Regions from separate parts of the Homo sapiens genome. Here region 1 is linked to region 2. Evidence: chromatin loops called from intact Hi-C (ENCODE). Cell type or tissue: natural killer cell. All regions are shown on one strand. Links, peaks and the distances in the headings refer to the core of each region. The heading gives the core; the rest is flanking DNA.

The links. Peaks named below come from ENCODE experiments on the same cell type or tissue, not always from the same donor. Only the 100,000 strongest peaks of a DNase experiment are listed, where the experiment ranks them.
Region 1: a loop joins it to region 2, with 2.9 times the contacts of the local background. A loop is called at or near these places in 5 of 110 quality-filtered maps.

Annotation. Positions count from the first base shown.
Region 1 is chr16:79,372,728-79,388,858 of GRCh38, forward strand. It overlaps a transcript of MAF not described here. Among named protein-coding and RNA genes, the nearest start is that of MAF, 220 kb to the right of the region's middle. In natural killer cell, for the core only: no CTCF peak of the experiment used is centred there; DNase peaks (open chromatin) are centred at 8,484 and 9,054; H3K4me3 peaks cover 538 bases; H3K27ac peaks cover 1,441 bases.
Region 2 is chr16:79,271,255-79,287,385 of GRCh38, forward strand. It overlaps a transcript of MAF not described here. Among named protein-coding and RNA genes, the nearest start is that of MAF, 320 kb to the right of the region's middle. In natural killer cell, for the core only: no CTCF peak of the experiment used is centred there; a DNase peak (open chromatin) is centred at 7,447; H3K4me3 peaks cover 266 bases; H3K27ac peaks cover 1,431 bases.

The sequences.
Region 1 (16,131 bases), core at 4,389-12,388, 100 kb after region 2:
AGGTTCTGTGATACTTTACATGGCCTACAAAAGCCTGTCTGGTTCAGCTCCAACCTCCCCCACTGGCTTCTCCCACCTGGCACCCTCTCAGCTCCAGACCCACTGATTTTCCTTTCAGACACTCATACTCACCTATTTCTCACCCACTGCAGGACCTTCAGCCTGCACTTGCCTCTTTCTAGAACATTCTTTCCTCCCCTCTTAATGCCCTTTGTTATCTCCTACTCATCAAGATCTCTGCTAGAGAGTCCTTCTCTCTACAGCATCTCCAGGCATTTCCTGTAAAATATATGCGGGACCATGGTTGCCTCACCTTTGCTATTTTCATGTTAGCTGTTTTGAAAGAATAGGAGTGGTTATAGGATATCTCTAGCCCTTCTTATAAACTCTGTAAGGGGAGGGTTTACATCTCTTTTCCCTCATCCTTGCCTTAATAGCACCTAGTAGCATAGGGAACTGCTATGGTTTGAATGTTTGTCCTCTCCAAAACTCATATTGAAGCCTAATCCCCAATGTGGTAGTATTGACAGGTGGGACCTTTAAGTGGTGATTGGTTCAAGAGGGCTCTGTCCTGTTAAATGAATTAATTCATCTATGGGTTAATCAGTTACTATGGGAGTGGGACTGGTAGCTTTTTTTTTTTTTTTTTTTTTTTTTTTTTTTTTTTTTTTTTGAGACACAGTCTCGCTCTGTCTCCCAGGCTGGAGTGCAATGGAGTGATCTCAGCTCACTGCAACCTCCATCTCCTGGGTTCAAGCGACTCTCCTGCCTCAGCCTCCCAAGTAGCTGGAATTGCAGGCATGTGCCACCACACCTGGGTAACTTTTGTATTTTTAGTAGAGACGGGGTTTTACCATGTTGGCTAGGCTGGTCTCAAACTCTTGACCTGACCCACCTGCCTCAGCCTCCCAAAGTGCTGGGATTACAGGTGTGAGCCACCGCATCCAGCCTGGTAGCTTCATAAGAAGAGGAAGAGAGACTTGAACTAGCACATTTAGCCCCCTCATCATGTGATGCCCTGAGCTGCCCCAGACTCTGCAAAGTCCCAGCAGCAAGAAGGCCCTCACCAGATGCAGTCCCTTGACCTTGGACTTCTCAGCCTTCATAACTGTAAGAAGTAAATTCCTTTTAAAATAAATTACCCCATTTCAGGTATTCTGCTATGTGCAACATAAAATAGACTAAGATGGGAATCAATAAATAACTGAATAAATTAGTAAGTCCAAGAAAATTGTCCAACACAGCAAGAGAATTAGGTTAATTCTCATGATCCTGAGAGTTGGGGTGATTTATTTTATTAACCTCATTGGTTTGGCCCAACAATCAAATCCCCAGTCTCCTCCTCTGCCTTGTCAGTGAAAACACATCAAACAAGTAAAAAAATACAACATGTAGAAGGTACCCTGGGGTCTTTGACCCAAAGGCAATCCCGGTTGGTGCTTACTTAACTTGTGCCCCTATTTGTTTCTTTGGGAATTCTTTTTCCATCAATTATTATCATATCTTTCCTGCATAACCAGTTGGAATTAATGGTGCCATTTTCCTCTCCGTTGCCTGAGCTCAGAATCTCAGTGTTGTTCTTGGCTGTTCTGTCTTATCTTACCTTCTGCATCCAACTGGTCAATGAGCTCTGTAGAATTTTCCTCCCAACCTCTCTGCTATTTGCTTTCTCTTCTCCAAGCTTCATCTCTGCTTTTGTTCCCTCCCCTACATTTCTCTCCTGAATTGCGGCAATTGCTGCTACAGCCTCATTTCTTCATCTTACTTACTTCTTGCAAGAACCCCTTTTTTGTATCCTTTTCCAGTGACACCTGGTAATATTTCCAAGTTACAAAGCATCCATTCAGCAAGGATTTATTGATGATGCTATTATAGGACTGCCACAATGAAGGCACTGGGGCTAGAAGGCTGCCTGTGGTCTCCCAGGGGAGACAGGTGCGTAATCAAGGACAGAATTCTAGGGGAAACAGAGTGACGGCTCTCATAGAGAAATGAGCAAGCTGAGTGACATGGGAAATTGGAAGAGGTAATTTATTTTCTCTCTTTCTTCATCTTTTCTTTCCTCTCTGACTTTGTGTTTTATAGTATCTCATTAATTCAGAAAACACAGTCCGTAACAGACCAGATAGACAAGATATGTTAGACAGTCAGGGTGGGGTATGAAAATGAACTTGATATAGGATCACGCTCTAAAGGGCTGAGTTAGTTTTCATGTGTGCATATGTGTTGTATACATAAGCTCAACTATGTCCACACTTGTGAATAGAGTGTTAGTTCCTCTATGGCCAGGATTATCTTCTTACTCTCAGTTTATAACATGGGGCTGAGATGGAGTAAGTTCTTGGTGATCATTTGTAGAATGGATGGAGGAATGAATGAATAAATAAATGACTACACAAGGTAAAGGAATCATGGATCCAGTGTAAAAAGTGGATGGCTATTTTCAGAAGAAGCAATCTCTTTCAGCAAGGGAGGTTTGATGCCTCAAGTTGAATAGAACATTTCCTGTGATTCACAGGGAAGGATCTTTAGAGTTCTGCCTACATAAAAGGGTTCAAGGCATTGATTCTGTCCAGCAAATAAGAGAGAATCCCTCCTCTCCTCCTAAAGTTCCACATTGTTGTTCTTCATCATGCACATCTCAGATGCCCAGATAGTTCACACACAGACCTCACTTCCCATAAGAGAGAGCAACTGATTTCACACTGACTTGTTCTTGATGTTCTTTCCCACAGGGCATGGTGGTGATGAAGATGATGAAGATAATGATGGTGATGATGATGATGATATATTAATGATGATGGTAATGATGAAGATGATGATGACTGTGACAATGATGATGAAGATGATGATGATATATTAATGATGATGGTAATGATGATGATGAAGGTGATGATGACAGCTGGTATTTAATGCACATCCCAGGCACTTCCCTGGGCATTTGACTCTGACAACCAAGTCAAAAAGGAATTATTAACATCACATCACAAATGGGGTCACAGACTTAAAAAAAAATCTGCTGTAGTTTACACCCAATGAAATAATCACCCTTTTCTCTGTCCTGCTGCATTTTGGCAAATCCCAGTTCACTCCCTTGTGGTTCCCAGCCTCTGAACCTGGGAAGCATACCATCATGGTGGAGAACAAAGGACTTCATAAGCTATTACATAAACATGGATAGAATCAGAACATATCAAACACTGCACTGGAGATCTGGGTGAGGAGAAATGCGGGTTAACAATGAATCCTTCACAATGGAAAACAAATCAACCTTAGAGTTCATTTTATGTATCTTGAGAAACTCATCGGCAGACTTTTTTCAAAACATTGACATTGCCTGGGAGAACAGTGAAGCAACAATTATTCTAAGTATTGTTGGAGAGAAAAAAAAAAGAGCAAAAAAAAATCACCAGAAAAAGGTAAATGTTACTTCTTCGTATGTATTAAGATTCTAATTTTAGTTTGATTAGTTTAGTTGGTTTTATTTTTCCTGTTTACTTGTTTTATTTAATTTTATTCTAAGTTTTCTTAATATTGTTACACAAAAATAGGTTGCATCTATCTTAATCTGAATTTCTTGAAACTTCTTTGCTTTTCTTCAATCTTCTCTGCTTTTGCCTTTAATAAATGGAGTTTCATTATTTTAAAATTTTATGTATTTTTTCATTGCAAAAGTTATTACACTATGACCCAGGGATTCCACCCCTAGATATAAGCCCCCATAGAAACACTCACATGTTTTTTGTTTTGTTTTGTTTTGCTTTGTTTAGTTGAGAATACATTATTTTATTTTATTTTTTTTCTTTTTTTAAATTATACTTTAAGTTTTAGTGTACATGTGCACGACGTGCAGGTTTGTTACATATGTATACATGTGCCATGTTGGTTTGCTGCACCCATTAACTCGTCATTTAGCATTAGGTATATCTCCTAATGCTATCCCTCTCTCCTCCCCCCACCCTACAACAGGCCCTGGTGTGTGATGTTCCCCTTCCTGTGTCCATGTGTTATTGTTCAATTCCCACCTATGAGTGAGAACACGTGGTGTTTGTTTTTTGTCCTTGTGACAGTTTGCCGAGAATGATGGTTTCCAGCTTCATCCATGTTCCTACAAAGGACATGAACTCATCATTTTTTATGGCTGCATAGTATTCCATGGTGTATATATGCCACATTTTCTTAATCCAGTCTATCATTGTTGGACATTTGGGTTGGTTCCAAGTCTTTGCTGTTGTGAATAGTGCCACAATAAACATACGTGTGCATGTGTCTTTATAGCAGCATGTTTTATAATCCTTTGGGTATATACCCAGTAATGGGATGGCTGGGTCAAATGGTATTTCTAGTTCTAGATCCCTGAGGAATCGCCACACTGACTTCCACAATGGTTGAACTAGTTTACAGTCCCACCAACGGTGTAAAAGTGTTCCTATTTCTCCACATCCTCTCCAGCACCTGTTGTTTCCTGACTTTTTAATGATCCCCATTCTAACTGGTGTGAGATGGTATCTCATTGTGGTTTTGATTTGCGTTTCTCTGATGGCCAGTGATGATGATCAGCATTTTTTCATGTGTCTTTTGGCTGCATAAATGTCTTCTTTTGAGAAGTGTCTGTTCATATCCTTCGCCCACTTGTTGATGGGGTTGTTTGTTTTTTCCTCGTAAATTTGTTTGAGTTCATTGTAGATTCTGGATATTAGCCCTTTGTCAGATGAGTAGATTGCAAAAATTTTCTCCCATTCTGTAGGTTGCCTGTTCACTCTGATGGTAGTTTCTTTTGCTGTGCAGGAGCTCTTTCGTTTAATTAGATCCCATTTGTCAATTTTGGCTTTTGTTGCCGTTGCTTTTGGTGTTTTAGACATGAAGTCCTTGCCCATGCCTATGTCCTGAATGGTATTGCCTAGGTTTTCTTCTAGCGTTTTTATGGTTTTAGGTCTAACATGTAAGTCTTTAATCCATCTTGAATTAATTTTTGTATAAGGTGTAAGGAAGAGGTCGAGTTTCAGCTTTCTACATATGGCTAGCCAGTTTTCCCAGCACCATTGATTAAATAGGGAATCCTTTCCCCATTTCTTGTTTTTGTCAGGTTTGTCAAAGATCAGATAGTGGTAGATATGCAGCATTATTTCTGAGGGCTCTGTTCTGTTCCATTGGTCTATATCTCTGTTTTGGTACCAGTACCATGCTGTTTTGGTTACTGTAAACTTGCAGTATAGTTTGAAGTCAGGTAGCATGATGCCTCCAGCTTTGTTCTTTTGGCTTAGGATTGACTTGGTGATGAGGGCTCTTTTTTGGTTCCTTATGAACTTTAAAGTAGGTTTTCCCAATTCTGTGGAGAAAGTCATGGGTAGCTTGATGGGGATGGCACTGAATCTATAAATTACCTTGGGAAGTATGGCCATTTTCACAATATTGATTCTTCCTACCCATGAGCACTCACATGTTAATCTAAAGCCATGTACAAGAACATTTGCAGCAGTACGGCAACTGAAACAGCCCCCAAATGGAAAAGTCCATCAAGCGTACAATGCTATAATCACAAAATGGAATACTATACAGCAATGCCAGTGGACTTACTATGCAACAGCATAGATGAAGTTCAAAAGCAAAATATTAAGAGAAAAAAGGAAGCCCATAGAAAAAAGTCATTCATTTTTTATTCTATTATTATAAAAATTAAAACCAAGCTTGGCGAAACAAAGCTGTTCTGTTTCTTGATCTGAGGCATGTAAGGTGTATTCACACTACTAAAATTTATCAAATTGTTACTGTATGACTTGAGCATTTTTCTGTATGTTATATGTTACACTGAAATAACAATTTTAATGAAAAATAATCACACATTATTCAAAATAGAGATAATGCTGAGTAGAATGAGGGAATAAATGTTTACCCATAATCTGACCATTTAGAGATGACCATTATAAACATGTATTTATATCTTCCAAGTATTTTTATGTTTTTGAAATGTATCTATCTTGTAATCCTATTATTTCAGTTCCTGCATAATAGTAAATCAAGTGGGTATATGCTAATAATTTATCTCTTTTCTTCTTGTTGGGCATTTAGATTACTGTTATTGGCATTTTAAATAATGACAAAATGAACAGCTTTTTCTTACAAGAAATTTCCTGAATTAACATGATTTCTTCAGCTTAAAGTCTCAGAAATTAAGTTACTGGGCCAACTGGTATACATTTTTAGGTGGCATTTATAAACATCAATACCTATTTTAATTTGGATTAGAGTAAAATTAAAGTGGGACCTTCTCTCAGGACCATTATTCTGATTTTGTGCCATCGAATAAACTTTTCTCTTTGCCAGGAGGCATCAGCTTTTTAAAGATCAAGAGTCAGCTTGTGACAAAGCTTAATTATTGGCAATAATTTTAAGATAATTTGGGTAAGATCTCTGAATCACAAATCCTGGCACAAGAATGTTCTCTTACTTGGTAAAGAGAAACAGCTCTCATCTTGCCTGTCAACCCTAATAGATTGGTTGTGTCTACCTAGAGAACTGTGTTGAAAAGAACTCTGAGTGTCGTGATCTGTTAGTAATGCCTGCCATGATGCTGAAATGGGAGCACTGGCATGTTGCCTTGGGTGTGTCAGCCCTCTCCCAGAGTATGACAGTCTACTTTGCAGTTGAGTTTTGTTGTTGCATGTATGCATGAGTTGCCAATGTGGAACTATCTTATAAAAGTATTTCTAAGATCTGGGCAGGGTCAGAGGACGTAGGAGCAGAAGTAGTACGGCTCTTGATCTGGTGGAAGTGCACACACACACACACACACACACACACACAACTAGCGGGAATTATTTTAAATATAAGCAGACTAGCTCAAGTCAGGTAATTCTATATGAAACTGTGTTACATTTGCTCTGGCTTTAGTTAAACTTTATCAAGAGTGGTCAAGAGTGGTCACTTTGAATAAGTGAAACTAAGTCATTCCAGGGGCTGAGTCTTGATCTTTCTGCTCCACTTTTTGAGGAGAGGGAGGGTGATGCAAGGAAGGGCAGCCTTGTTGGGTTTCAGTGTGTATGACGGACACAGCTATAGCTCAAGGCCAGCTGCTCCAAGCGGTAAAGCTCTGTGCTTGAGGAGGCTTTTGTCCTATCAGCTAGAGGGTGCCTCACTGAGGACTCAGTGAATGAGAAGAAGCAAGCTTGTTTGAGCTCAGAGACTCCCCTCAGACACAGTTTCAGTCCATAATGGAGCAGTTCACAAAATCCCCCAGAATGTGGGGAAAGTCAAAAGAAAAATAAGACACAGTTCTGCTTCAAGGTCCAGGTAACACGCACACTCCCTTCTCAGGCAAACAACAGGTTTGGCATGGAACCCCTCAGTGTGCACAGTACTGCCTAAACATACAACTCTTTGGACCAACTAGACACTTTATTTTCTCACTATTTAATCATGGCTGCCATATTTCAAAAATCCCAGTTTCCTATTGGCTAAATGCAATTTGGGTTTTTCCAGCAGACCTTCACTTGAGATTCTAAGTGATGTATATTCATTAGAATAGCTGCTTATTGACTGTGAATCCTCAGTTTCTTCATGTATAAGACAAAATAATACCACCTACCTCAAGGGCAGTTGTGAATATTTAGGGGTATGATGACTATAACAGTAATAATTAACAATAGTAGTAGCATGTGCTGAATGCTTCTTAGGTCCACGAATCATGCTAACCATTAGCTTATTCAATTTTTCCAATACAGTGTGAGAGAGGTATTATTATCTTTATTTTACAGAGGAAAAGTGAAAACTCAGAAGGATTAAGTAATTTTCCCACAGCTACCTGCCTGGTTAGACTATATCTTGTCTTTGCATTAACTGCTATGATATATTCTTTCCATTATCATGGTTTGTGATGCATGGATCTTTAGTAGTGTGCCTGGAACTGAATAAATACTCAATAAACCCTCTCTGACGATGATCAGTAGTACCACTGCTACAGAATTTGCTCTTCATGGCATTAGCTCTGTTATACAGATGGGAAGACTGAGGCCATAGAGCTAGTATAATAAATGGCAGAACACATCAATTCCAGTCCAAAGCCACACACCCACCGGCCATTGACCCTACAGCTGTGGTATTACTCTGAATCTTTCATTGTCTGTGGGGTGACCTCTTTGGGGGCACATTGGAAGTTGTCTGCCAAATCTGGGATGGCCAGGGGTAGCCTTCAGACTGGCAATTATTTCAGTAGGAATGTGATAGGAAGTATCTGGGAATGAAGTCTCTCCCCTAAGACCTCCCATACCTGGGATTAGAGCTGCATCCTGGCAGTCCTTTGCCCTGAAGGGCAGGCTGGCAGGGCCACCTCTGCTCTGGCCTCCCTGAACAGAATGAAGGGCACATGTGCACGCTAACCTTTGCATTCATCAGCCAGCAGCTGCAGCTAGAGATCAATGATAAGTAGAAATTGTGTACGTTCAACAGCATGTGCCTGCTTTCCCTACAAATCATGTGACTTCCTATTAACAGTATCTCTCTTCTTACCAAACCGATATTTCCTGTAAAGGGTTTAGACTAATTGTGGTTTTAACAAGGGTCACATTATGCATTTCTGTGAGAGTAAACAACCATAGGTCAGAGAGTCAGACGGTCAGTCTGGAAAACAGATCCATACTCTGAATCTTTAAGGCTGATACGAAGCCCAGATAAGTGTGTTTGTGATGTGGAAGTTACCCTGGGAAAACAGAAGGAAGAAAAAACGAACTCTAGAGAGAAGCGACTGCTTGGCTAATGACGGTGCCTAAAAGAAAGAGCGCTGTGGTTCTCTTTGGTGTTTATTTGGGGAAAGCAACCTATGAAGATTAGAGCCCTAGATTCTGATAGATGATGCTCCCCCCATTCCTGGCCCTGGGAGAGTCGGGCAGGTTTTTAATGGCTGTCACTCTGTCTGGGGGCCCATGTTCCACTTTGGTAGCTACAGTGTGAATCACGTGGTTGCTAACGGCAGTCTTCTCTTGGAGAGATTCCTTCTCGGTTACACTATTTCTCAACAGCTTGGAAGCCTGCAATCATTTTGCTTTGACAAAGACGGAGGTTGCCTTGGAGAACACATTGGCCCTGATTGGCTTGTTACTCCACAGAGTGGATATGCTGTGATTGAACTCAGAGCTCTTGAACTCAACCTGCGCCTTGAAAAACAAAATGAAGACGAGAGAAAGGTTTGAACTTCCTCGCTTAACCCACATCTGGCTCAACAGCCCCCTTTTCCTGTTAAGACGTCAAATGTGATATGACAGGGTACCATTTATCACTTAGACATCCTCCGCTGCTTCTCTTTCCTTTCCCCTGTCTCTTCCACTTACTTTAGGTCAAAGTGAGACATTTCTTACAGGGGAGCTTTCAACTTAGGTGACACTTTCCTGATTCTGAATCTTGTTCCAAAATGCCACAAGCAAAGTCGCCAGCCTAGAATATCAACATGTCAGAGGGTTTTCATTTTTTTAGACACAACTCAATCATTTTTCTTCTAGCCGATCTAAGAATTTCACCTGGTAAATGAGTGTCTAATCCTACTGGGGAAATTCAAAACAACCACCATGCAAAACTAAAATTCTCTTTCTTCTCCTCCTTTGACCGATTTAATGGAGAATGCATATGCATAGGTTTTATATCAGATCTGTCCAACAGAACTTTCTGGAAGGATGGAAAAGTTTCCTATCTGGGCTGTCCAGTATGGTAACCACTGGACATATGTGGCTATTGAGCACTTGAAATGTGGCAACTGCAACTGAGGAACTAAATTGTAAACTGTGCTAATTTTAACTAATTTAAATTTGAGATTAAATTTAGCCATACCCTATACAAATAACGTACAGTAGAGAATGGCACACCTGATCAGACCCTGAACGCAGCTATTGACGAAAAAGTGGTAATATTGTTTTTTAAAATTGGAATTATCCATTCCATTGTTTTCTCCACCTCCAAACACTAGTAACATGTCTGTAAGCTGCATTTGACCTTCTGTTGATCAGAGCATCATATCTCAGAAAAAGCAGAGGTTGAAGAAAATAAAAATGTGCATTTATTCATAAAATGGTGCATTTATGTTGAGGTTTGGAGCAAGGCAGAGAGCAAGAAAAGAACTGCTCTAGTGCACGAATTAGGTGATGGGATGTAAGCAGGTGACAGAATGGGAACACTTTGCAAAGTAGTACTAATGGGATGAAATTTGGCCTTTCGAGCCCAGGTCTGTGCTCTAGCATTCATTCATTCATTCATTCACTCATTCATCCATTCAATATTTACTAAGTCTTTACTGCATAGCATGTACACTATTTCAGTTGCTTCATCTATAAATAGGGGCAAAAGAATAGATAATAACTCAGTATATCATTTGCATGGTATACTTGATAAAATGTAAACCACTGGAGAAATTTGAACCATTGGAGATATTGACATTTACTTCAGTCTTGAACCAGAAAGAAATGCTCAGACTGGAAGGGGTACTTAAACTCCAACTGAAACCCTGGACTGGGGTGGGGGCAGGGTGGGGATAAGAGATAAAGAAACAATCTAACCATTTTAGACGGTTGTTCAGATGGTTCAACTTCATGTATCCAGATAAATAGTATGCTGGCATCATGAAAAGATTCACAGGGGAAAACTCAAGAAATCAAGAAGGAAATAAAGGAAGAAAACCAGATTTTTAAATGTCTTGGTTTAAAAAAAAATGAAGGATGGGTTTCAGAATCTATATGATGGTAAACTTTATATTGGCACAATTTAAGAATGGATTCTCACCAAGTTGGTTTTGAAAAGGCAAAGTGGAAATCCATTATCTCAAGAAAATGCAAGGATGCAAGTACAAGTATGCTTTGATCTCAAGAAGCCATGTGACGCCAGGCCTCAATTATCAGCAGACTTGTAGCTACTTAACCTTATTCAAGGAGGTTTTGTGAATTATTTTTATTATTATTTTTATTTCAAGAGAAGTTGCTGTAGGTGTCACAGAACCCTGTGTTTACGCTGGTCCTCTTTGAAAGCATCATTTTTTGATGCTCTCAAAAGACTTACAGATGTGCTCATTAAACCTGCAGTTGGTATGAGAAAAGTGAGAAGGCTATCAGAATTCAAAAAGAGCCTTATAGTTTAAAAGGATGAACTAGTCATCAAGATGAAATCTGTTAGATACATTTGTCAAGTCCTGTTTTAGATTGCAAACTTTTCCCCCCAAAAGTACAAGATACAAAAAGTCCTGCCTGAAAAGCCACTTGTGAAAAAGTCCAAAGGGCGTGGGTTGGCCCAGAGCATAAGACAGCAACCAGGTGTGACGTTACCAAATCTTCAGCCAATTTAGGTTCAGATCAAGGCTGAGGGGGCTCCTCCTGAGTTGTACAATCGGGATGAGGGTGCCTAGAACAGGAAGGGAGTCAGGAAAGTATTCTATTTAAGCATTGTTTTAAAAAAAAGTGATGGCCGGGGGTGGTGACTCACGCTTGTAATCTTACCACTTTGGGAGGCCAAGTCAAGTGGATCACCTGAGGTCAGGAGTTCGAGACCAGCCTGGCCAACATGGTGAAACCCCATCTATACTAAAAACATAACAAATTAGCTAGGTGTGGTGGTGGACACCTGTAATCCCAACTACTTGGGAGGCCAAGGCAGGAGAATCGCCTGAACCTGGGAGGCAGAGGTTGCAGTGAGCCAAGATTACGCTACTGTATCCCAGCCTGGGCAACAAGAGCAAAACTCTGTCTCAAAAAGAAAAAAAAAAAAAAAAAAGGGAGCGGCCGGGCATGGTGGCTCACGCCTGTAATCCCAGCACTTTGGGAGGCCGAGGCAGGTGGATCACAAGGTCAGGAGATTGAGACCATCCTGGCTAACACGGTGAAACCCTGTCTCTACTAAAAATACAAAAAATTAGCTGGGTGTGGTGGCGGGCGCCTGTAGTCCCAGCTACTCAGGAGGCTGAGGCAGGAGAATGGCGTGAACCCGGGAGGCGGAGGTTGCAGTGAGCCAAGACCACGCCACTGCACTCCAGCCTGGGCAGCAGGGAGAGACTCTGTCTCAAAAAAAATAAAATAAAATAAAATTAAAAAAGGGGGAGCATGCTCACTTTGGGGAAGTGAAGATTCAGAAGTTACACGAATACTGTCCTCCAGGGGTTGACCAGTTGTTCGTCAATGACAGTAGCTTGTGCAAACAAAATTCTAAGGCAAGTTGCACCTTATGCACCAGGACAGAGGAAATATTTGAAGAAGACACTGAGGCCATATTTGAACAATGTGGTCTGGCTGTGGATTGCTGGGAACACACCTTGGAGACAGGATCAGGAAAGGTCTTCTGAGAACAGCTATAGCCATAGGTTGGAGAATTTTGCATGTACCTGCCTAGGGAGATTGCTAGACATAGGTGGATTTTTTTCAATATCTTTATTCAAAATCATTTATACTAATAAACATACTGAGATGAAATAATGATCAAGTCACCTGTTCATAAAAAGGATAATAAGATATTAATATACAGCCCAAATAAATTCAACTCCCTTTGAGGGAAATAGCTAACTTGCCAATATGTATGAATCAATTTAACTTATAAAGGCAACAGAGTTGCTCATTGGATTACACTGAGAATGGTGATTAACAGACTGCCACTTCTAATATGAATTTTGTCTCTGCCCGAGTGAGGGTTTAAAATTCATTTCATTTTTTATGCATAAAATTATGCTTTTTTTTCATTTTAAACTCTGCCTGTTCTCTATGTAAGAACAAAAATGAGGAAAGGGTTGAAAGCGAAATAAAAAAGTCGAAACCTTCCCTTTTAACGTACGCAAGCATGCGTCTACTTATGGCTTTGAATAATAAGATTATACTTTACACGTTGTGTTCTTAATTTGGTTTTTAAAAGTTTGTTAATTAATAGCTGTTTCCTGGCTGGGTGTGGTAGCTCATGCCTATAATCCCAGCACTTTGGGAGGCTGCGGCAGGTGGATCACTTAAGGTCAGGAGTTCAAGATGAGCCTGGCCAACATGGCAAAACCCTGTCTCTACTAAAAATACAAAATTTAGCTGGGTGTGGTAGTACACGCCTGTAATCCCAGCTACTAGAGAGGCTGAGGCAGGAGAATTACTTGAACCTGTGTCCAGAGGTTGGAGGTTGCAGTGAGCCAAGATAGTGCCACTGCACTCCCACCTGGGCTAAAGAGAGACTCTGTAACGAAAAACAAACAAAAAAACAAAATAAAACAAAAAAAACTTCATAGCTGTTTCCTGATCACCTACTAGGCACCTGGCACTTTCTTAGGCTCTGAGGGTTGGAAACCATGAGCCTGTCCTCAGAGCTTAGAGCTTAAGGGAGGAAGAAAGAAAATAATCAAGTAGATAAATAGGTGTATAATCAGCAGTCCCCAACCTTTTTGGCACCAGGGACTGGTTTCATGGAAGACAATTTTTCCATGGGTTGTTGAGGGCATAGTTTTGGGATGATTCACGTGCATTACATTTATTGTGCACTTTATTTCTATTATTATTATACTGGAATATATAATAAAACAATTATACAACTCACCATAATGTAGACTCAGTGGGAGCCTTGAGCTTGTCTTCCTGCAATTAGTGGGTTCCATCTGGGGGTGATGGGAGACAGTGACAGATCATCAGGCATTAGATTCTCATAAGGAACATGTAACCCAGATCCCTCAGATGTGCAGTTCGCAATAGGGTTCATGCTCCTTTGAGAATCTAATGCTGTGGCTGATCTGACAGGAGACGGAGCTCAGGAGGTCACGTGAGTGATGGGGAGTGGCTGTAAACACAGATGAAGCTCTGCTCACCCACGCACAGCTCACCTCCTGCTGTGTGGCCTGGCTCGTAACAGGCCATTAACCATACCAGCCCATGGCCCGGTGGATGGGGACTCCTGTATATAACTATATACACATATATCATTTATAATATCTAAGGTATGTTATCGCAGATTGTAAAGCATGATGATGTAAAGGAGTAGGGATAGGAAACAAAATGGTGAGCAGCACAGACTCAGTGATGGGGTCGTGGAAGTCTCTGAGAAGGTGCTAGATGGTGAGATCCAATGGACAAGCCACAAGCCATCCTTAGAGCCAAAAGAAGACAGGGTTCCAGAGAGATAATAATGTTATTATAAATAAGAGCCCAATTTGGTTGCTATTATAAACCTCATTGTATTGAAGAGGAAACTGAGGCAGTTCTTTGAAGTCTTACATTAACTGCTGTAAAAGCTCATCTAGCTTTAGAGTTGGTTATACGTTCAGCCATTGAGCTGCTTAACAATTTAACTATACCCCAAGGCTTCCAATATAGATTTTCCCAGAATAACTGTCTACTCAAAAAAGTCACACCATCATACCTGTTGTTTTTGGTTTTGTTATTATTATTATCTTCTATTAAAGTAAGCAAATTCTCTGCTAAACCTTTCAGAAGCCAGCAGCAGCACACAGCAATAGCAGAACGCTCTCTCTTTTCTATGCCTTACTGAACAGTGGTGCCCTCCATGAAGGGGGCCTGGGTGCTGCTAAGCATTTGCATTTGGTTGTTTATCCCATCTCTGCTCTTTTAACCTTCTCCATAAGCATGTCTAAGGGATTAAAAAGTCATTCTAATGCACAAAGGGCCTAGGGAGACTGTGTTTTTCATATCTATTTATATCCTTACTAGCTAGATGGAAATCCATCCTCAGGATCCCAACATCCACTACTAAAGGAGAAAAACAAAAACCACCAGGTCAATGCATGAGTCCCAGTGGGAAGTTATTAGTGTCATCTTGGTATTACTCTAAGTCTGGTTCATCCTTCTACATGAATAGTCAATGCTTGTTGGGTAAGGCAATGGCGACCAGTGCACTCCACTCTGAGGCTGTGAGTGTGTATATGCACAATCTTTATTACAAGGATGTAATAATGGGTACTTATTGATGAACTGTACCTGCCTAGACCTCGGAGGAGGGCAGCATGTTCAAACAGTATAAAGGGAACAAACTATAGTTCTAATGTTTATATTGAGAATATCTGAGATTCATTTCCAATAAGTGCTACTTACAAGTAACTGTAGCAACCTAAATAACACCATATATTTAAAATAAAATTAAATGATTAGAAAAGACTAACTTCATCACGTGAGGATTCCAATCAACAAATTAAGCTAATTTCTTATTAATTAAACTCATTGAGGGCAGAAGTTTTATTCAATGAGTCCCCAACATAGTTAACTGAGTTCATAGTAGGTTGTGAATAAATAATAAATCAGAATAAGTTCCTTGTGAATGGGCAAAAACACAGTGAGTTTGTACCTGTGGTGAGATTCCTGTCTCAAAACTTCCACTGAGTTTTCTTTAGAGTTTATTTTGGACTCAGGGCTAGTTCACAGCGTCCACTCTCCTGGTTTCACTTACTTCTCCCTTCTCAAAGCTTAAGTGGTATGCAAGATGTATGAAGAATTAAAATAAATAAATGCACAGTTATGTTTATTTATAATGCCTTAAAACTTGGCTACATCCATTTGTCTGGGTTATGTGTGCCGATGTGGCCCGCGGATAAATAGCATGAGTTTTATAACCTTTGTAGAAAGTTCATATTTCTGGGCTGTTAAGATTTCTACAATATAGTAAAACTAAATCATATACATGTTTACAAAGCCAAATGTCTGCTCTTAGATGGATTTCGTACCACAGAACATTGTCTTCAAGTGGAGGATTCTTAGAGCAAATGTCCCTGCCACTATATATAGTCCATAGGATACTTTTCTTCAATATGCGGAGGTCATTCTTTGCTATTTTCTTTCTCTTTTTTCTTGGCTATGTATTAACTGTGTTAAAAACAAACAACTATGGGCCATGTGCTTATCAAAAGCAGTGCTCTCTCTCTATCTATAAGCCTTTGTTTGCTTTTCCTTATCTCTTCCCAAGAAACAATAGCCAATAAAATGGCCTAAAAATATGTCATTTCAAAAATGACTGACATTTGCTGATCTCTACAGGACACAAAAATATACAGGAAAATTTAGACTATCTCCAAGAAAAAGGATGGAGGAATACATTGTGTGCATTAGCACCATTGCATTAGCCTTTTTTATATATGTTCTCCTGTCCATTTCACGGGTGGGAAAACTGAGGCCCAGAGAAGTGAAGTGACTTGCTCAA
Region 2 (16,131 bases), core at 3,565-11,564:
AGCTCACTGTTTCCCCATTTACAGATAGGAGAGTACACACCTCACAAGGCACATAACCTCCATTGGGTTACTACTAAATAAAATTTCCCAGCCTCCCAATGTATGTAAATACCCTTAAATCTCATAATACAAATAAGGCCATTTGGTGCAGCTGCACAAATGCCCGGTAACCTTAGGCAAGTCATGTAAAACTTTCAGGATGGAATTCGTGTAGCTGCAAAATAAAGATGTTGAATTACCTGCTCTCCAAAATCCCTCTGTCCTCTGTAAGTATGCATGAGTAGACTGTGACAGCCTCTGGGTAATTCAAGCATTAAAATAATATCCACAACCCCTCAATTGCTTATTTTCTCTCTCAGATACAAGTCTGTTGATATTAATAAAGACTGTTGATATTGATGAAGAACTATCAATATCCATCTCTACTGCTAAGGAACCTAAGTTGTTCCAAACATGATTTGGAGCATGTGATGTCTCTGAGGGATGTGACTTGAGACATCTATCCAGGTTTCTTCCTTGCTTAGTCAGCATTTTCTTTCAAATATGGTATAAAAGGTACAATATGGAGCTTGGTGGCACCACCAGGGAGGTGATGAGGAAGAAGGTGCTGCCTGTAACAGTAGCAGAAGAAGTGAGAATCTCCCTGACCCCTCTGCCTCCCCTGCAGACTCCAACAGCAAAACGGGGGCCCACACAGGATATGGGATCCAAGAGGGATTTTTCTGCCTGTTGTGGCCTCCAAATTCTCCAAATAGGTCCGTTCACACAAACAAGGGTAGTTTGTTCTCCCAGCGACAGGTACGTGTGAGCCAATACTTGGGTGGGGGGATGTCAATGGGGGTAAAAGAAAACCTTTGCCTAGTGGGCAGCAGGCGGGGGCCCCCACCAGGGCGTCTCTGATGAAAACGTTCAGCTTGATGTGGCGTCTCTGGTTCCTCTGAACGCGCTCAGAGACAGAGGCGTTGAGCGGTGCTCTCTGTGTTTGAAGGTGTTTCTCTACAGCAAACACCAGGCGGAGAAGAGAAAAACCCAAACCACTTCAAGTGGATTCCGATTTTGAAAGCCACCACATGAAAAGTGCAGAGACCTAAGCCCCCTTTAGTACGAGCCCAAGAGTAACAGGCTCAGGCTGGGGCGGGTCGCCTGCTCCTGGGCTGCCAGCCCCCTGGAGGCCCTGTGCGTGTGACTCTACGGCCAAAGACATCAGTGGAGGGGGAGGTGGGAGCTTTCATCTCTGCACACCGACTTGCTCAGAACTAGACCACAGCGCCGCTCCATGCGGATGCCCTAAGTAGGACAACTTTCATTTGTGACCACGTGGCCCCACCCATCTCTGAACTTCCTGAGGTTTGGCACAGACCTGGGAAGAGTTATGACCTTCAGAGAAGACCGTAAAGCACACCAAGAGCCGATACTCTGAGTTAAAGCCATTCATTCATTCATTTGTCCATTCATTCATTCTTTCCTCCCAACCATATTTTTTTAAACATCTCAACACAACTTCTCCTCACCACCCACAATTCGGTAACGAGAGGAGCACCCGATATTTTTCCCTGCTGTCCTCCACGTTGACCTGATTCCTTTGGTCTTGGCACCTGTTTGCCAACTCCTAACAATTGGCTTTTGCTTGATTGACCCCCTTGCCAAAGCCTGATCCAAGACCCTAAACTTAGAAGAGTTTATTTTGCCTCTCCTCTTCTGCATTTCATGTAATCCAAAATGTGTCTAAACTCTAAATTATAAAATACAGAAGTAAGAAGTATGTTAAAATGACATTGTGCCGAAGTTATTGATAATACAATGTGGGAAAATTCACCAAAGTTGGAATTCTTGTTTTGCTCTGCGGTGTCCTTGTTTTGCTGGGGCCCTAAGATACATTTAGTCAGACCTTCAGGGAATCCCCCACGACTGTCTGCTCCCTGATCCCTGCTTTCAACCCCTAGGGAACCTCCTCTGGCCCCAACCCCGGCTGAGACACAATGCAACCCACCAGCTTCTGCAGTGGTCAGAGCATTTATCTAATCTCTGGGCTCAGACAGTGCAGGGAAAGAGAAGTTCCATGACTCGAAAAAGGCATTTAAAGTGGACGTTAGACTTTTCATTGCTGCCATGTGAACCTATGCTCCCTTTTATCCTGATGAGTGAAACGTCCATTTGCTGCTGTAACAAATTACCACAAACTTGGTGGCTTAAATCAACATAAATTTATGTTTCAGTTCTAGAAGTCAGATGCACAAATAGGTCTCACTGGGCTAAAATCAAGGTGTCTGCCAGGCTGTGTTCCTTCTGGAGGCTGTGGGGGAGAATCTGTTTTCTTGCCTTTTCCAGCTTCTAGAGGCTGCAACATTCCTTGGCTTTTGGCTCCTTCCTCTGTCTTCAAAGCCAGCAATGGCAGGTGAAGCTCTTCTCATCCTGTTTCACTCTGACCTCTTCTGCCTCCCTCCCACTGTAAAGAACTCTTGTGAATAATTATGCCCACCCAGATAGTCCAGGGTATTGTCCTTATTTTAACGTCAGCTGATTAGCAAATTTAATTCCATCTGTATCTTTAATTTCCCCTTGCAATTCCCATGTAATATAGCATATTCACAGGTTCTAGGGATTGGGACATGGATATCTTTGAGGGACTAGTATTCTGTCTGCCATAGCTGGAGGTCTGCAGAATCAGCTGGGTTCTAGGTACTTCGTGTCTGCCTTTTTTTTTTTTTTTTTTTTTTTTTGAGACAGTCTTGCTCTGTCACCCAGGTTAGAGTGCAAGGGCACGATCTCGGCTCACTGCAACTTCCACCTCCCAGGTTCAAGCAATTCTCCTGCCTCAGCCTCCCGAGTAGCTTGGATTACAGGTATGCGCCACCATGACTGGTTAATTTTTGTATTTTTAGTAAAGATGGGATTTTGCCATATTGGCCAGGCTGGTCTCAAACCCCTGACCTCAGGTGATCCACCTGCCTTGACCTCCCAAAGTGCCAGGATTATAGGCATGAGCCACTTTGCCCAGCCTTTTTTTTTTTTTAATTTTCAGAAAAAAGAACAAACAATAAAGCTGTGGCTTTATGGCTCACAAAGATCCATAAACCCGTGCTCACTCAGACACTAGTCAAAAATGCAGATGTCTGGTTTACCAGCTGAGATTCAGGTTGCGCAATTCCAGGAGAGGCCCAGCCATTTGCATTTTAACAAGCTCCCCAAGGGGACCCCAATGCAAATGCACTAGGAGCTGCACCCTGGAGACTCTGGTGTCCAGGGAGCACTGACAGCACATGGACTTTCGGGTCCTCAGTCCACCTCTAAGTACAAAGTCTAGTCACTGAGAACAGAAGAAAGGACCCTACTGTATAGCCCGGCAGTTAGTGCACTCCATAGTCCAGGCTTTTGTGGACTGATTCTGGAGCCCAGGGAGATGGGGTTCAGGGGGTTGAGCTTAAGCTGCAAAGAATGGTCTTTGTACCATCAGCAGTCCTACCCTCTGCCAAGTCAGGGCAGTCAGGAGGACTATCCCCTTGTAAGACTCAGTGCAAGGGGTCAAGGCTGTGAGTCATCATTCTATGGTGAGGGGCTTCATTTTGATTGAACATATTCTAGACAGTCCAACATGGTATAGAGGAAAGGATAAGGACTTTGGCATCCAGTTAGGATTCAATTCAAGTTCAGGGATGAGTAGCTGTGTGATTTTGTGTATGTTGCCTAAACTCTCTGAGCTATAACATAAAGACTATTGCATGGTAGTGACCTTAACTGAGATATGCATATGTTGAGTTTCTGATATACAGAATGGACAAAATAAAAGCCTTCCTCTCTACATCTAAAAAGAGTAATAGAGGCCGGGTGTGGTGGCTCAGGCCTGTAATCCCAGCACTTTGGGAGGCTGAGGCAGGTGGATCACTTGAGATCAGGAGTCTGAGACCAGCTTGGCCAACATGGTGAAATCTTGTCTCTACTAAAAATACCCAAATTAGCTGGGTGTGGTGGTGCACGCTTGTAATCCTAGCTATTCAGGAGGCTGAGGCAGAAGAATCACTTGAACTCAGGGAGGTTGCAGTGAGATTTTGCCATTGCACTCCAGCCTGGGCGACAGAGCAAGAATCCATCTCCAAAAAAAGAGAATAATAGTTAACTATTTATTGAGAAGTTGCATGTTTGTTACTCTGCTAAACTCCTGTTGTTCATTATTCATTGAATACTCACAACTCTTAAAATGGAAGTAATTTCACAGGACTGACTTCATAAAGATGAGAAAACAGAGACACGAGCAAGGAAAGTCACTTGCTCAGACTCAAAGACCTAATGATGAGATGGGATCTGAACTCAGAGGCTAAGTCAGAGTGTAGTCTCTTCAGCAGATTGTCTTGGACAATGCAGATTTTAAACATTCTGCCCCATTGTCAGTCATGGCTACTTTTTAATTTGGAATACATGCTGCTTTTTTTATTTGGAAAATATGGTCAATGAACAGACAAAACTTACAGCCTCATGATGTTTTACTTCCATTTTTGTTGAGGGGAAAGGCAAGAGGAGAACCATAGTGAAGTATCTCTTCTGTGCAAAAATGGAAAGGAAGTTCATTGGAAACCATGTATTGATTGAAAAATGATTTGAAACAGGCCAGGCAGGGTGCGGGGGCTCATGCCTGTAATCCCAGCACTTTGGGAGGTCGAGGCAGGCAGATCACGAGGTCAGGAGATCGAGACCGTCCTGGCTAACACGGTGAAATCCTGTCTCTACTAAAAATACAAAAAGTTTGCCAGGTGTGGTGGCAGGCACCTGGAATCCCACCTACTCGGGAGGCTGAGGTAGGAGAATCTCTTGAACCTGGGAGGCAGAGGTTGCAGTGAGCCGAGATCGTGCCACTTCATTCCATCCTGGGGACAGATCAAGACTCCATCTCAAAGAAAAAAAAAGAAAGAAAGAAAGAAAGGAAAGAAAAGAAAACAGGCCACAGACTCCACCCTGGAGTTTTTCTGCCAGCCTGCAAGTCCTATCTGAACAGTGTGCATTTTGAGGCTTTTTATGTAGCAGGCCCCTGACCCTTTAGACTGGTCTAAATAAATGTTTGCAGCAGGCCTTCTTGGGACTCGGGGTCCCCAGCACAGATTTGTCATCCAAGAAAGGAGGGTTGTGAAAGGAGTTAATGTTTACCCAGCGTTCTGTGGCCACCATTTTTCTGTCTTTCTGTCTCTTGAAACATTTCCTTAGGGACACGTCTCCATTACACAAGCTGGAAGGAGCTTGGGAAAGCATCAAAAAGCACAAATGTGTGTGAAACATAAAAGAAACTTTTAAAATTTGGGTGGAAACCAAACCAGGCTGAGATGGGTATTGCAAGTGAAGGGCTGGGTTAGGACTGAGCAACTTTGACATCACCCATCAGTGCCAGAGGTCACTGCACTGGGATCGGAGTGCAGGAGCCACATCTTGTGCTCTGAGAAAGGATGGTCATGGTGGTGATGGTGATGACGACATTGATGATGAAAAGGATAAAGCTTCCCTGTTCATTTCCTGGGATTGCCTAACAAATGACCATAAAACGCATGGCCTAGAACAACAGAAATTCATTCTCCCCACAGTTCTGGAGGCCAGAAGTCTAAAATCGAGGTGTCGGCAGGGCTGCGCTTCCTTTCAAGGCTCCAGGGGAGGATCCTTCTCTGCCTCTTCCCATGTCTGGTGGCGGCGGGCAATCCTTGACGTACTCTGGCTTCTGGCTGTGTCACTCCAATCTCTGTTCTCATTTCTCATGGTGTTTTCTCTTCTGTGTGCCTGTGTATCTAAATCTCTCTTTTTTAATTTTGATTTTTATTGTTTTTTGAGTCCGGTCTCACTCTGTGCCCCAGGCTGGAGAGCAGTGGTGCAATCATGGCTCACTGTAACCTCAAACTACTGGGTTCAAGCGATCCTCCTGCCTCAGCCTCCCAAAATGCTCCTTAGGCAGACGCCAGTAATTGAATCTAGGACACGTGCAGTTCGGTGTAACCTCATCTTAACCTGATTACATCTGCAAAGACCGCATTTCCAAAGGAATTCGCATACAGGGGTACCAGGAGCTAGGACCTCAGTATGACTTTTGGGGGGTGCCCATTCCACCCACAAAAGTTTCTAATCATGTTTGACATTTATGGAGCTATGACTTTGTTACAGGACTGTAGCAGGCACTTTGCAATGCCTGGGTCAACCCATATGGAATTGCTGCATCTGTAGGCTATAAATTGTTGAATATCACCAATTTCATATGCTAAACTTCATATTATCTCATTTACCTCTCTAAGATTAGTACTATTATTACTATTATTATCTCATTTAACTCTCTGAGATTAGTACTATTAGTACTATTGTATCTGCTAACAGAGGAGAAAAAGAGCCACCTACATTTGTCAGGGAGATGAAGTAGTGGATGGCTTTAGGAATTGTACAGACACTAGTCAAACTATCCCTTCCTCTCTATGTGACCAGGAGGGAGTTACCTAATCCCCCTGAGCTTCTATGTGTCTGTTTATAAAATTTGAGACAACTTTTCTGTAATAACGCCTGTGTGTATAAATACGACAATTGCCCAAGCCAATAATTTGGAAGTGAGGAGAAGCATCTCACAAGGTGTCTGGTCTTTAGGAGGCATTATATCTGTGCCTCCTAAAGTGTGATCTGGGGAACACTACACTTGGGAATTGGCTGGGAGTTGACTGGGGGTGGGGCACATCTGTTAAGAATGCAGGTTCCTAGGATCTGCCCAGCGCTACTAATTTGACATCTCTCTAAGGGAAGGCCTGGAAAAGTGCATTTTAATTGGTGCCCCTGGGGTAATGCCTGCGATTGCAAACATTATAAAACTGTACTAAGTGAATACAAGTTTGCTTCTTTCCTTTCAACAGGACACAGCTGTCTAATTAGGACTAGATTGAGTCGTCCAGGTACCTGCCCCCTGCAAGTTCAGAGACAGTCTCGGGAAATGGGAGACCAGCTGACAGCCATCCTTTGCCCAAAAAGGGCAGGTTAGATGGCAACCGTTCAAGGGGAAAGTGAATCTTTAGCAAAATCTTTAGTTGCATGTTCCTGACTTTTCCATTACTTGGATGAAAATAAATACCATGCTTAAAAACTACAGGTTTAAAAATCAATGCCATCTTTCTTCTGGAAGCGAAATCCCTGTGACTTGCCAGGACAGAGAGGAAAAAGAAACAAACAAGGTCTCTTCCCAAGATTTTTGTTTTCCCTCCTGCAAATCCTCCGGCTTGCTTTTCCATCAACTTGTTCTCTCACCTAAGAACCATTTTCTCTCTTGTGTACAGAACGAAGAGGCCCTTGACTTTCAAAGTGAGCTTTTGGAAGGAAGATGCCTGCTTGAAGTATTGCTTTTTCCGTGTCTGTGTCTGAAAGCGCAAGAGCTGTTTCTAGCCTCCTTGAGTGCCGGGTTTGGGGTTTCGTGGGTAGAAGGCACTAGCAGTTTCAGAAACCAAGCCTTGCTCTCGGTGTGATTTGCGTAGTCAGGAAGCCTGTCGAGCTACCCAAACAGGGACCCGCCCTGACAGGGGGACAGGAGATGGCTCCCTGCCTTCCTGCCTGCTGGCCCCCAAGTGTCTGCCCCTTCTGCTGACACTGGATCTTCGGGGCAAAGGCACAGCCTACTGAACACGTCTATTAATGTGAAAGTAGGTGGTGTACCAGGTTCCTGGGGAATGGGGCCATGGAAAAGTTGTAGGCTGGAGGAGGAGGAATTCAGAATTTGGAAACTTGCTATACCCCTCAAATATATGTATACAGGATACAGCATGCTTCCTATTTTCTGGGGGAATATGCTAAAGATTCTGAATATATTTTATCATTCAATTCTCACCTCCAGCTGCTCCGGAGGTAGCCCTGTCATCAACATTTTATAGACAGGAACCAGTGGCTTCAGGAATCAGATGACTTCTCTAAGGTCACGCACATAGGAAATGGTAGAATGCTGCTTCTTCCCTCTCCACCCCCTCATTCTCACCCCGATCCATGCATGTGGGGTCCTAGTCAGCTCTCCATTGTTTCTGGCTGGGTCACTGTGACCTCCTTGAGCTTCACTGTCCTCTTTTGGAAAGTGGGAATGACAGCAATACCAGCCTAGGGTGAAGAGAAAATGGGGCTGAAAGTTACAAGGAGGTTTCACTTCTATTAAGGGACACGTAAAGGTTAGTGGCTCTGAGTTTCATTCTGTTCCATGAACGCACACTCCATGGACTTGCTTTCTGAGTAGCTGTGGGGAATGGGACCTGGGGAAGAGGCTGAAGCGGGGAGCACAGGCCAGGACAGAACAGAGATGCCCACTGCAGGTGGATCCTGGGCTGCAGGATGACGAAGCTGGAGAGAGGGACATTCAAGCACTGACCCCTCACCCCTGCAAGTGGCTCAGATCTGACTGTACTAAAGTGTGAACCCCCAGAGGGCAAGGACCGTGGCCAGTTCCTCTCCTAATGGCATATGTTGCCTCGCGCAGGGGTTCTCTTACACTTTGACCTCCAAGCCTGGGATTCATTCGAGCAGAGCTGCTGCTGCTTCTTTTTTTTTCTTTTATATATTTTTTTAACAACCTGCTTATTGTTTTTAAAATAACTCTCCCAGAGCTTTGGCAGAGCACTAGATGATTTGGGGAAAGTCCAGCCTATTCTTCATAAAAAGGCAATCTAAATTACACTGATTTGGAAAATGTTATAAATACGGGGCTTGCCCGGGACACAGTTTGTGGGCAATGGAAGTGTTCTCGATGCTTTGATGTGAAGCATGGTTTCTGCTGCCCCTGTCACAGGCTCCAAAGCAGAGTGATTCTTCTGATGATGATGTGAGGCCACAGCAGGTAAGGAAACAGGAAGACCATCAGCTCGATAAGCTGCCCTATTAACCAGAAGTGATTTTCAGCTCTCTTTAAGAAGGGAAAAAATTACATTTAGGAAAATCCAGAAAAGGTTAAGCCAGTTGCACGTGTTGGTTAACCGGGCTTGCAGCAGAAGTCACTCTATAATTGGGACTTTTTTGATAAATCCAGTTTTGTGTAAATGCCGGGAGAAGAGAGGTCTGGGGCAGACTCACCTCAACATTTGTGGGGACTGGATCAAGAGTCCAGCTGCAGTCTAAGTTTTGAAAAGGGCAAATCCAACTAAGAAACTATTAAAACATAACCTCTATCCTCCTATTTTGGCAAATACATGTTCGCAACTATTTGAAGGCCAGGTTCAAATTTAAAAGTTTTAGAACCCCTGGGATTCTGCAACAAAACCTGTATGCACAGGCCAGCTTGGGGGGCCACCACCTAAACTCATTCTTCCACCATGAGGGATCACTTGCATATGTGTCTTTTGAGTTTCCTAGGGCTGCTTGAAGCAAGGACCAAGAACTGGAAGGCTTAAAATAGATATTTCTTCTCTCTGGGGTGCTGCAGTGCTATTCACACTCCAGGGCCCCTGTGGGCTCAGGGTGATGCTAGACTTCAGCTGAACCCACATCTCCATCCACTGTCTTGTCCAGCCCCTGCATTACTAGCTCCTATCCTGGCTTCCCTGTCACTACACTGCTCACCAGGAATCACTCTCTCCCATTGTACTCCTCAGGAACTGCACCTAAGACAGCGTGGGAACATTTTAAAGGACTCTGATGCGGATTCCTTATTGAGTATGAATTGACTCTGAAGATTTAGTTTCCCTCTTCCTTGATCCATTGTCAAAGCAGTCTAGTGATTGCCACCCCCGACCCTGAGAAAGGAGTGTCTCCCAGATCAGAATGGGAGGGGAAGAAGCAAAGATAAAGGCAGGTGAAAAAGCAGCAAGAGACAGGGAGAAAAAGAGACAGAAGGAAAAAGAGCAGAGAGGAAGAGGAAGAAGAGACGAAGACAAATAGAGGATGAATGATTATCCAGAGGCTACCAGAGGGAAGAAGTAGAAGATAGGAGGTTGGACGGAAGATGTGCACATACCTTTTCTTGTTTTTGCACATACATTTAACCAATAGTTTCAATATGAAAAAAAAAAAAAGGACATGGAGGGTAATGAGCAAAGGGTATTAGGTAAATGCTCCAGCTAATCCCAAAGTCTAGGGGGATGATCGTGAAAGATGAAAGAAAGCCTCTAAAAAGAGTTAGAAAATACAATCTATGGTTTAATAAAAGAAGTCAGAGGTCATAACAAATAAAAAAGAGAGCCATAGGGTACTTAATACCAAATATTTAAGGTGAGCCTTGCTTTAAGCAAGTGAGCTGTATTCCTGAAAAAAGGTTTGTAATTCAGTTGTTTGTATATGAAATCCCATCTCAAGCACCTTGAGAAAGCTCACTCTTTGAAGACTTTTTTTTTTTTTTTTTTTTTGAGAGGGAGTCTTGCTCTGTCGCCAGGCTGGAGTGCAGTGGCGCCATCTCGGCTCACTGCAACCTCCGCCTCCCAGGTTCAAGCGATTCTCCTTCTTCAGCCTCCTCAGTAGCTGGGACTACAGGTGCACCACCACGCCTAGCTAATTTTTGTCTTTTTAGTAGAGACGGGGTTTGACCATGTTGGCCAGGATGGTCTCCATCTCTTGACCTTGTGATCTGCCTGCCTCAGCCTCCTAAAGTGCTCATCGGAAAATCCATTACAATCCTTTACGCCTACAGCACACACTCTCCCCTAAACTCCTGTATTAATTGTAGAACCCTGCATTTCTGTGTGTGGCTAGCAAGGACCACAATGAGGATACTGATCTGCAATCTCACCCCAGGATAGTTTGATATGGAACAATCCAACAGGAGTCCTGGTGTCTGGGTCTTGAAGGTAAGAGTTAAAAAAGGCCGGGTGCAGTGGCTCATGCCTGTAATACCATCACTATGGGAGGCCGAGGCTGTTGGATCACGAGGTCAGGAGTTCGAGACCAGCCTGGACAAGATGGTGAAACCCCGTCTCTACTAAAAATACAAAAATTAGCCTAGTGCCATGAGTTCTAGAAATGCCAATTAGGAAGCCAAAAGTCTGTCTAAACTGGGGACACCCGTGGTTTCAAAGTGGAATGGAGACTCGGAGTGGTATTTTGTAAATATCCATGGCCCAGGCATTAAGGAAGCCACCCCAAGTTCCCTGGGAGAGGAGATTATAAAACTGTTAGGAGGTTGGTGGATCAATTTCTCTTTTAACTTTGTGATCATAAAAACAGCAGAACCAGAATAACCACTAATGTAGCATCAGTGATGTGGGCACTAGGGTATCCCTCCTCTAAAAGGAAAATATTAATGGTGTCACCAAAGAGTGGGAGCCTGAATCTTTAAGGTGATCTGAATCTTTAAGTGACAGAAGTCCTGCAACTTGGAGTCCCAGGAATACTTATAACTGGCCCCACAGTCACCGCTTCCCCAAAGGCTACGGTAACAGAATGAACTCAACTCTCTTTAGCCAAAGAAGACCTTTTAGATTAGGAAGGTGCAAATTCTCAAATTACTCAGTATCAGTTTGTCATATGATCTCTCCAATCAAAACTGTAAGTAGATCTCTTTACTTTCTCTTTAGTTTAATAAATAGCATTGGCAGGTGGTTTCATCTGGGGGTTTAATATTCTCCCTTGAACAGTATTTTATCGCCTGAGGAGAATGATTTTGGGTGCAGAACTACAAAGCTAGTCTCAGGGTGGACTGTGGGCTGTCAGCTAAACCCATTCATTAATCCAAAGGGTCCTATTTGCTTATGAGTTTCATCAAAGGCATGTTTCAAACCCATGAAGCAGCAAAAATGACAAGTTAGGAAGTCATAAAGCTTTGGGTTACTCACAAATAGTCAAAACCACAAATGTCAAACCTGCACCTGCCAAGGGTCTATTGTACCAGATTCTGAGCTCCTTGAGGGTGGGGAATAGGGAATGTTTCTGATTCATCTTTGTATCTCTGGTAACTGCAACCAGCACAGTACCAGGCATTGTGAATGTCCTTCACATATTTATGGCGTGAGTGGATAGATGGACGGATGAATGGATGGATGGATGAATGGATGAATGGATAGGGTTTGTGTAAGATAATAATTTTTAAACTCAATGATGAACAAAGAAAACCATCTTTCTAGAAAAGCACGCCATGTTACATTAGACATATGAAACTTCCTCCCAGTTCACAATAAGTACATTCCAGAAAGTTTACACTTTGGGCTAGAATTTGCAATATATTCTTTTTAAAAGCTTCTTAAAATTGGTAAAAAGTTCTCCTCATTCTAGAGCAGTGTAAGCATAAATCTTTGTATTTTAAAAAGATCCTCAAATGCTTAATTTGTAGTCCCAAATTCTACATCCAACGCCTTTAGGTCACCTATATGCTTTTCTGATGACTGAAAGAAAGGGAATGACAAACTTTTAAAAAACGATTAAAAAGATCTCTTAAAAAACATTTTGCAAGTCTTTGAAGCTGTCATAAAAATCTTAGGTAGTTTCTGAAAATTGTCCAAATATGGTAGTGTCGCCATAACCAATTGCTCAGCAATCATTACAGACTCTGGGTTAGCTCTGACAAAGGAACTAATATTCTGAAAATGAAAGTATCTGAGAACTAAGCACAGGCCGCACAGAACCTGCACGCTGCTTTGGCACTTGCACTACCTCCAGAGACCTTGGGCAGATGCACCTGAACTTTCACCAAGCTGCTTGGCCTGTCCTCAAACAGACATGCCAGTGTCTCCTGCACGGGGTAGCTGGGGAGCTAATCTGCTTCACTCACCTTCCATTTAAGTGAAACCATAATCTACCCCCTGCACCTCCTCCTCAAAAAAAAAAAAAAAAAAGACAAAGCCCCATAGTAGTGATTGATGGCAGAACAAGGGTCCTTTTAGCACAAATTTACACTTACCATGTTCCTCAACTACAAGGTATTTTAATAAAGTTAATCTCCTGATATTTGTGCTAGAAATTGCTGGTATTAAGTGGCGATTTAGCAGAACACCACTGACCCTTCAGCAAGCTTTGCGCCCAGGAGCTTAAAGCAAACAAGCTATGGCAAACCACCTCCATCCGCCTTCTACCCCAGCAGAACTCCCTTTGGTATGAAGGTCTTGATATGAAAGATGTTGCACTTCCTTCTTTCTGCCATATGCATTCTTGCAGCAAGAAAAGGTGAAGGACGGGTACTACTTCCACACCATCCAAAGGCAAATGCCCCATTCACTTGGCAACATCACCCCTTAGAGGGTTCCACTGGGTAATTACAAAATACCTGAGTGGCAACTATATGCTGGGCCTAAAGTAAGGCATCAAAAAATTTACCCAAAACCTTTACATCTAGCTCATTGCAGACGCCTAACATAAAAGGGCACCAGGAAAGAGAGCAGAGATATTTCTAGTTCGGCAGATGTCTGCCAATGCTTTTCTCACATTTTGACCATCATCATAATAATCCCAATGATATAATCATCGATAATAATAATGTTAGTCATAAAACAAGGGTGACTTTTTAAGAAAGGTTGGGAAGTTGTTTCAAACTGTGCAGGGCTGGTGTCACAGGAAAATGTCAAACTTTCCACTTTAACTTCCGTTTTTCAGGCATGAACACTTTGCTTTGGGGGAAATCTGGGCACTATGAGGGCTCAACCTGAGAACAAACTTCAAGTGTGCACCGTGCCTCTTTTCTGCTCATCTCTCAGTCACCTGGACTCGTTAAAAATACAGAACTCTGGGTCCAGCCAGACTGAAAATCAGCTCTCCCCCCAGCCAACAGTCCAAGCCTGGATTTCCACGAAGGCACGCGGCTCTCTTTACAGATTGCAGATTTACATGGTAAAAATAGAAACGTACGGCATCACATGTATATGCAAATTTGCCAACCAAACTCAGTGCTGAAAATAGTTATTTACTATTTGGCTTGCATATTGGCCCAGAAAACCTTCCATACCTATTTCATGCTCATTTAAATTCTTTAAGAGTTCCTGACCCATTTAAATTCCTTGAGGGATGCCTGGCTTCATAGGCATTTGTCTGCTGCTCTCCCCAGCAGCTTTTAAAGAAATATTGCCTGTCAGTGCAGACTGGACTTTGGAAAAAATATCTATTAAAAAAATATTTTTAATATATACGGCCCCCCTTTCGTTAGGTCTTTAAGCCATAATATATACGGCCCCGCTTTCCTTAGGTCCATTCTGGGCACTGTTTAGCCACGAGTGGCCTTGGACCTAGAATTAGGGCTTCCTTCTTGATAGCTCCTTTAGGATTAGGGACGAGAATGCCTAAGCTGTACAGCTGGAAAATAGGGACAGCAGTTTTTCCGAAAATTTGGTCCCTGGACACCTACATCAGAGTCCCCTAGGTGTGGGGAGCAGGGAAGGCTTGTGCAAAACGCAAGCTCCTGACTCCTCTCTAGAACCGCTGACTCTGAATTTCTGGGAGTGGGACTCTGGATGTTGCTTTTATAGGAAGTTTACCATGGTGATTCTGGTGGCCTCCAGGGGTGGGGAATCCATTACTCAGAAACCACCCTGAAATCCTGAAAGTGTGCTGCTCAGGAGCTGGATTCCGCAAGGCCAGAGGGCACCGCAGGACTCACCACCAAATGAGGGCACTGACGTCCTGCAGGAAGGCGGGAGGTGACTTCCCCAACGTGACCAGCGCACACTGAGGTCTGCACTGCCATTCTTTCCAGGAGCAATTCTGGTGCTCACAGAAGGGACCACTGTTCCTAAGGGCAGTGTGGCAAATTATTCCCACTGCACAACTGGCTGAGCCAAAGGGGCACCATCTCTGCCCCCATATTTAGGGACGATGACTCAGTACAGTTTGGGTTCTACAGCACGACAGTGTGTGTTTAAACCCTGGCCCTACCTCCCACTGGCTACTTCAGTTTACAGAGGAAATGATAACAGTTCCTACCTAATAAGTTTATTGAGAGATCAAATAAGATCAATATTGATAGGCATCTGGGTGATATGGGCCAACTAGTCAGCCCTTAATAAGCAGTAGCTAGCTGGTTTTTCTTTTAAAATACTTTTAAAATACTTTTTAAATACTTTTTTGTTTAAAAACCGTTTAGAATTTACAGCATTCCAAAGACTCTCCCCAGAAAGTCTATCTAGGTGAACAGGCAAGTTTGGTTTGGAAAATGAGGTGATGATGCAAAGTGAAGCCTACAGAAACTATGGAACCTTCTTAGAAAAGTCCTCTGTACTATCCTCTGCTAGAGAAGGAAGCTGAGGTCACCTGATATTGAAAAGTTGGCCCCACCATCAAGTAGCAGATAGTTTCATAGCATAAATTCACTGCCAACTACTTAGTGGGTTCTTGATACATTTGGCAGTATGCTGTTTCTCATCTTCACTCACACATTTATTTGCCACACCATTATCCTTGCATGCACACGTGTATATGTGCATGCACACTTGAACAATAATACTTCTTTCACTCACTTTTTTCAGCATAGGCAAAGACACATCTATTGAAATATCTATCCAGGCATACATACTGGTGCCTCACATAGATACAGAACTTGCTCAGAGCTACCCACAGACATTCCCACGCATCTTTAACAGGTGAAACAACCCAGACAGAGGCAAATGCCCACACGTCCACCCGTTCTCACATGGCCGTATCCACAGGCTCCCACACAACCCAGGACACAGCTTTGTGTGCCTCTGCACAAACACCCTCGTAGAGACACAACTGCACAAATGCACTCAACATGCCTCTTCCCCGCCTCCTCCCACACAAACGTATCGACGAGTTCTTGGAGTATGGCACAGACCTGACTCTCTGGCAAAAAACCAAAAAACAAACAGACAAAAAAACCCTTTGGAAACCCATTAAAAACCGAAGCCAGAAGTGAGCGTCCCCTTCGCGTTATGTCAGCAGGCTGCTGACTGTGGGAGCAGGGAGCATGAACACAAACGAACATTCCAGAATCAGCTTTGTTGTCCTCCACGTACTCTGCCTTCCTTTTTTTTTTTTTTTTTTCCTTCAGCAACAACAGAAATCTGTGAAATGACTGAGGGTGGTTAATTAAGCATTGCAGCCCATATTCCACTGCAGTTTCAATTGGATATGGTGTTCTCTTTCACTTCCTGTTATGCAGGATTGCGGCAGGCTGTTAGACACCTGCCACGCTCCCAGCCCAGCTGCTGTTCAGCTAGGGGCAGAGAGGAAGCACTCCCGGGCCCTCGGCCTTGAGAGGGTCTCATTCTGCAAACCAGCCCCTTCCCGGTG